Regions from separate parts of the Mus musculus genome. Here region 1 is linked to region 2. Evidence: chromatin contacts called from ENCODE Hi-C data. All regions are on one chromosome and are shown on one strand. Each heading gives the region's core, a stretch centred on a gene start or an enhancer-like site at or near the end of the contact. The rest is flanking DNA. Distances are from core to core; before and after follow the strand shown. Region 1 holds the start of Mcmbp (minichromosome maintenance complex binding protein). Region 2 holds the start of Gtf3c1 (general transcription factor III C 1).

Evidence for each region. A loop is a pair of places that touch in the nucleus more often than their neighbours do.
Region 1: a map of left cerebral cortex shows a loop between it and region 2 (7-fold over the local background). The contact joins the promoter of Mcmbp here to the promoter of Gtf3c1 in region 2. A Hi-C loop is called at or near these places in 2 of 37 maps with a recorded cell type or tissue (T-helper 17 cell and left cerebral cortex).

The regions. Positions count from the first base shown.
Region 1 is chr7:128,739,133-128,742,147 of GRCm38, forward strand. Mcmbp (minichromosome maintenance complex binding protein) reads right to left here and starts at 1,297. Exons shown (of 16, transcript NM_145955.3): 1 at 1,001-1,297. The coding sequence starts at 1,058.
Region 2 is chr7:125,706,214-125,709,040 of GRCm38, forward strand. Gtf3c1 (general transcription factor III C 1) reads right to left here and starts at 1,475. Exons shown (of 37, transcript NM_207239.1): 1 at 1,244-1,475. The coding sequence starts at 1,464. D430042O09Rik (RIKEN cDNA D430042O09 gene) reads left to right here and starts at 1,657. Exons shown (of 28, transcript NM_001081022.2): 1 at 1,657-1,735. The coding sequence starts at 1,729.

The DNA.
Region 1 (3,015 bases), core at 47-2,546, 3.0 Mb after region 2:
TCATCAGGCCAGGCACACATTCTACTACTGAGCTATAATACCCCAAGCCCGTGGTTTACTCTTTCGCGGGCTTGCACACCCCTGCCCCTGTTGAAGACACTGTGTGTTCACTGGCTATATAATCGTCATGTCTACCCAGCCCTTCTATCTGCCGGCTTTAGTTTCACCCTGGGAAACTACCTGATTAGTTAGAATTCTAGGTAAAATGAATCCGATCCGGTGGGAGCGTTACTACAGAAAACACATTCCACGGAGACCGGTGGCACAGGCCAGTCATTAAACGCACCGAAATCTGGGATGCGCGTGGGAATCGGAGGTCTGGTTAACCAAAAAAAGCAACGATGACAATTACACCTAGAATTTACTCAGCTTGCCTACAGCACTCTCGGCTCCCGTTCTGTGGCAACTCATCTAAGTAGTTGAGTATTTCTAGCTAGCCCTGGTACGGGAACAGGTAACAGAGCAGACGGGTTCTAATGTCAACAGGGCAGGAAGAATAATTTAAAAAAAAAAAAAAAAAAAAAAGAAGAAGCATTCTCCCGGATGTCAAGGGAAACAGAGAGAACTTCTGAGCGAAGGCTCGAGCACTCCCTTACACACCCCGGAAGTTTTGAAATATCCCGCAGGCTCCCACAGGCAGTGGCTTCTCTCCGCGGCCGCTCTAAGGGCCCTCCGTGGGCAAGGGGACCTCTCCGTGTCTGCAGCACCCGGGCTACGTAGGCCACCGGCCCGGAGCCAGGCCGTCAATCACAGCTAGCGCTCGGAGCCGCGGCCCCGCCGCCAGCGAGCCGCGGCCGGGCAGCGGGCAGGTGACGGGAGGCGGCGGCGGCGCCAGCGCCGGCGGCCGGAGACGGCTGCTTCTGCTCGGCTTCCAGGCCCGGGGCCACGCGAGCCCTCGGCAGTGATTCCCCCGGCCCGTCGTCCGGAGTGCGGCCGCGCGGCGGGCCTGGTCCCGCAAACTCCGCTCCCCTCCCGGCCCTGCTCGCCACGCGCCACTCACCGAAGAAGCCTTGCACGATCCCGAGCGGGTGGCTCAGCCAATCTTCTCCACAGGGCATGGCGCTGAGGGCCGGGGCCAGCGCGGCCCGTGCGGCGGGCGCTCCTCTGCGGGCCGAGCGCGCTCGGAGCCCGGCTTCTCGGGGGCTCGGCCGCTCCTCGTCCGCGCCCTCCCACGCGCGGGGGCGTCGCGAGCCACGGGCCTCCGCGCGTCTCAAGGAGAGGTGGCTGCGGTGACGGGCACGAGCGCCTCGGAGCTGCTGGCCAGCGGCCGGAGGGGTGGGGGGGAGACCGTCCTAGCCTCCACTTCTCACAATGGCGGGAAATCGCGGCCACCGACCGCGCTGCCAGCGACCTGGGTGGAGCTCGAGGAGGAGGGGCGGCGGGAGCGTGCTGCGCACTCCCGGAGGGGAGGGAGTGGGCGGGGCGGACGGCCATTTTGGAGACGGAGACAGGTCGGGCAATCCCGGGGCCGCCATCTTGGAGATGGGCAGAGGAGCGCGTCTGTGCTTGGTATAGTGGTCCCTGTGTGCGCGCCTGGTGGCAAACTCCATCAGGGTGCTTCATTGGCTCAAAGTTTGAGTCCTTGCACCTGGACCAAAAAGACGCACGTTCTGCCAACTTCAAGAGTCATCTCTAAGCAAAATTAAAGGTTGAAATTCTATTTGGTGTCTGATCATCTGATCCCCTTGTGCCTCTTGTTTCTGGTGGTAGAACTCTTCTAAGGTGCCCTGCCCAAAGTCCTGTATAAGATTTGCCCCCAGCTCAGTGAGTTCTTCCTGAACGATTTAATCAAGGAGGTTGTGTAGCCTTTGTGGGCATCTCAATATGGCCAAGGAACTGGCAAGTGCTCAGAACTCTCTCCTAGCCCAGCCTTTAGCTTCTAACCTCAAAACACCCAAATGATCTCTGCTTCCAACCTGGCAACTAGGGAGCTATGACAAGATTCCTATACAGCATACAGATCAGAACACTCTTACAGGGCAGACCCTGAAGGGCCTAGAGAATTTAGGAACTGTCAAGTTTTCATAGAGAAGACATTTTCCCTAGAAATGGGATATACCTCAGAAAACCCTGATTTCATCATCTATACCTACTCGGCTGTAAAAAGGTAGTGGTGATCTGAATGTAATCTAGAAAGTATATAGCTGAAGAATAAGAACTTCTTGGTGGCAGAACACTTGCCTGTCATGCAAGCCCTAGCAAGGGATCAAACAGAGAGAGATGGCGACAGATGAACAGAGACAGCTATGACCAAACCCAGAAACCTCTGTAGTTCAGAAGGAAAAGGGAACCAAACCTGCCCTTCTGCCTTTGTTGGTCCCCTGGAGGGAACGTATCCTTAAATCATAGCACTTGGGATATAGTCAAGGAAGGTCAGGAGTTCATAGCCAGCCTTGGCTACACACTGAATTTGAGGCCAGCCTGAGCTACCTATATATGACCCCGTCTCAAAAACAAATAGATAAAAATTAAGAGCTCCACAGTGGTGGCCCATGCCTTTAATCCTATCACTCAGGAGGCAGAAGCAGGAAGATCTCTGAGTTTGATGCCAGTCTGGTCTACACAGCGTGTTCTAGGACAGCCAGGGATACACAGGTTTTCAAGAAACCCTGTCTTGAAAGAAAAATTAAGTTTGTGATCACCCACAAAGAACAATAACTTTGTAGAGAAATGACAGAAGAAAGTAGTTCTTAGTTCCCAAAGGCAACAAGCTGCAGGAAGTCAAAATAGGAGAGATTCATGGTAGACACAGTATATAAGATCTTTCTGCTTCTGGGTTGATAAGGATCGAAAGCTCAGCCAGGCGGTGGTGGCACACAACTTTAATTCCAGCACTTGGGAGGCAGAGGTAGGCAGATTTCTGAGTTCGAGGCCAGCCTGGTCTACAGAGTGAGTTCCAGGACAGCCAGGGATACACAGAGAAACCCTGTCTCAAAAACAAACAAACAAACAAACAAACAACAACAACAAAAACAAAAACAAAAAAACAAACCAACCAACCACCAAACAAAAGGA
Region 2 (2,827 bases), core at 225-2,724:
CTAGATGATCACAGGTTCTTTCTCAGACAGTTTAGTCAAGGGCAGAGTAGATCCTGGACCTAAATTTCCTGGAATCCTAGTGGATGCCCACTTCACCCCCTGAGCCTCCTCTTCAGGGTGTTGTAAAACTTTCCACGCTCCCTGCTTCCAAGCGTACTCTTCAGGCGCACGCAGTTCACTTCTCTCCCGTTAAGCTATTCTACTTGGTGTTGCTTGTTCAGAGCACTCTGCCAAGTGGCCGCCTAAATCTAAACTTATCTGGTTCATTATTACCTCTAGAACCTCCTCTGACCTTCATAATATAGCTTAAGAGTTCCAACTTGCAGGGCATGGTAGGGCATGCCTGTAACCCAAGTGCTAGAGTGCAGAGGCAAGCGGGTATGATATGAAATCACACTGAACTGTATTGTCAGCTCTTTCTTCTTTTTTTTTTCTTTTTTTCTCTTTTCTTTTTTTTTTTTGGTTTTTCGAGACAGGGTTTCTCTGTGTAGCCTTGGCCTCGAACTCAGAAATCCGCCTGCCTCTGCCTCGCAAGTGCTGGGATTAAAGGCGTGTAACACCAAGACCAGCTCGTCAGCCCTTTCTTAACAAAAACTTGTACAGGGGAGTAAGGGGTGGGCTGAGGCTAAGGGCAGAGCATGCAAGGAGCTGGATTCTGCTCCTGGAGAAGGACAGATAGGAGAAGGGAAAAGTGCATTTAGCAATCCCTGAATCCTGTACTTAACCTAAGGTTAATCCCTTAACCTCTCGGCGTCAGTTTCCTCCTCTGTAAAATGAAAAGACAATAGTGTCTCGCTCAGTGTCGCGGAACTGAGTTCTGTCGCTTCCAGAACTGGGTCTTGGAACCCACCTATGGGAAGCGCCCAGTCCACCTCGGCTACTCTTTCACTGCTATTCGGGGCTATGCAGACCTCCAGTGAGCTGCCTTAGCTTTCGGAACGAACGCTCCCTAAAGGTCCCTGAAGGACCTCACCTAGTCCCACTTTTTAACCACTTTCCTACTCCCGTCCTATCACCCAACTTAAAGGAACTCTTTAGACTCGCTCCTTTAACACACTGGGAAACAGTTCCGTCACAGCGGATACCCCATCCCCCAGCTCATCTACTCCGGCCTGCTAGGGCGCAGAGCTCAGGTTTGCTCGCCTCCCGCGCCCATCCCCCACGTCCCACGGTCCCCGTTCTGCATCGCACCATCCTGCCCCGCTCCAGGCTCTCAGCCCTCGCCCCACCCCTGGTGGCTGACCGGTCTTGGAGCTGCAGGTCAGGTCTCTCTCGCGGCTCCTCGTAGAAACTGATGCCCGGGTGCGTGGCTAAAGCCCGCCACAAAAACTCCTGCGTGTAGGGTTCCAGAGGCAATGGGAAGGCAGGCGAGCGGGATTCCAGGCGGCTCCACAGCGCGGGCAGGCACAGGCCGTCGAGCCCCTCCAGGGCCACCTCGTCCAACAACGACTCGAGCGCGTCCATGGCCGCTTCAGTTAGCAGCGCCCGGGGCGCCTGCGCACCTCGCCGCCGAGGCCAGGGCCCAATGCGCCTGCGTACAGCGATCCGAGGCCTAGGGAGGACTGATGGGGAGTCCCAGCGCTCCGCCGTGACGTCACGCTACCCGAGGGCGGGCTCAATGATCAGAGTTCCTCCTCCATTGGTCCGGAACCCCGTAGTAACCAGGGGAACTGCAAACACTGTCAGGGCCGCTTCCGGTTCGGGAGGCCGGAACCGCCGCCTCTAGGGATGGACGGTTAGTGTCCGTGGGCCCCGCCGGGAGGTTGGGCGGCCGTCCCTCATCCCTCGGAGGTGTCTCAGGGAGGAACGCCTAGCCACAGGGACCCCGGCCCAGGATGGTGTCCAGCCTGAGGGGAAGGTTCTGGCGGTGCGGGATGGGGACCACGGCTGGGAGTGGTTTTGTAGGAGTCCCTCTCTCAGACTTAGGGAGGGGGGACGGGGAAGAGATTGGCGCGGGGGAGGCGTGAGGAGGATTGCGGGGGTCCTGGGATGGGCGATGGGAATGTCGAAGTTGGTTGGCGGTAAGCGTGTCCCTTGGGAGTACGTTTGTCAGCTCCTGGCATCAGGAGTGGAGGGAAAGGGCTGGGAAGAGTTTTATGTGCTTCGGTATTGTTGATAACTCACGTGAACTGAGTACTGTTCGGTGCCAGGGTTTCTGTAGCTACTGACAAGTGCAAACGTTTCACAGCAGTCCTTTGGGATAGTCACTTATTTTACAGGCGAGGGAGCTGAGGCTCAGACAAGGCAGGCCACTTTGCCTGGCCAAAGTCAAATAGCTAATCAAGAGACAGCATGAGTAAGACTCCTGGACGATGGGAGTTTAAAATCTGAAAAAAAAAAATATTTTAGAAGCCTTCCATTCCAGAGCTTGCCAGTGCACATGTCTACGGGAGCAAGTTTGGTGGGCTGTGACTGATAAACCAGTTGCCAATCTGTACAGAAGCAGATTGTTTTTAGGAGCAAGTCTCAAACTATGATAGCCAGTTAGTTAGTCAGTCGTAAGGCTAAAGGCAGCCTGGTTAGAATCACTGTGGACACTCAGGCGCTCCCTGGGAATAGCTGTTCTGATATCCAGCTTTTCAGATGGGAACACTGATGTCTGAGGAGACTGGAAGGGTCTGTGCTGCTTCACAGTTCATTACTGCCCCTTCCTTCTGCATTGCTGTGAAAGCCAGTGGATGTAGCATGGAAAGACATGTTACCATCGAATGTGTTACATCTGCTTAAAGGGTGCCTTTGTCCTTTGTCCTCGAGGCACTATAAAAAAATGCGTTTTATCAGTTTGCCCTGTCCTGCTGTCGAACAGTGGTTCTTAAAATCTAGGAGT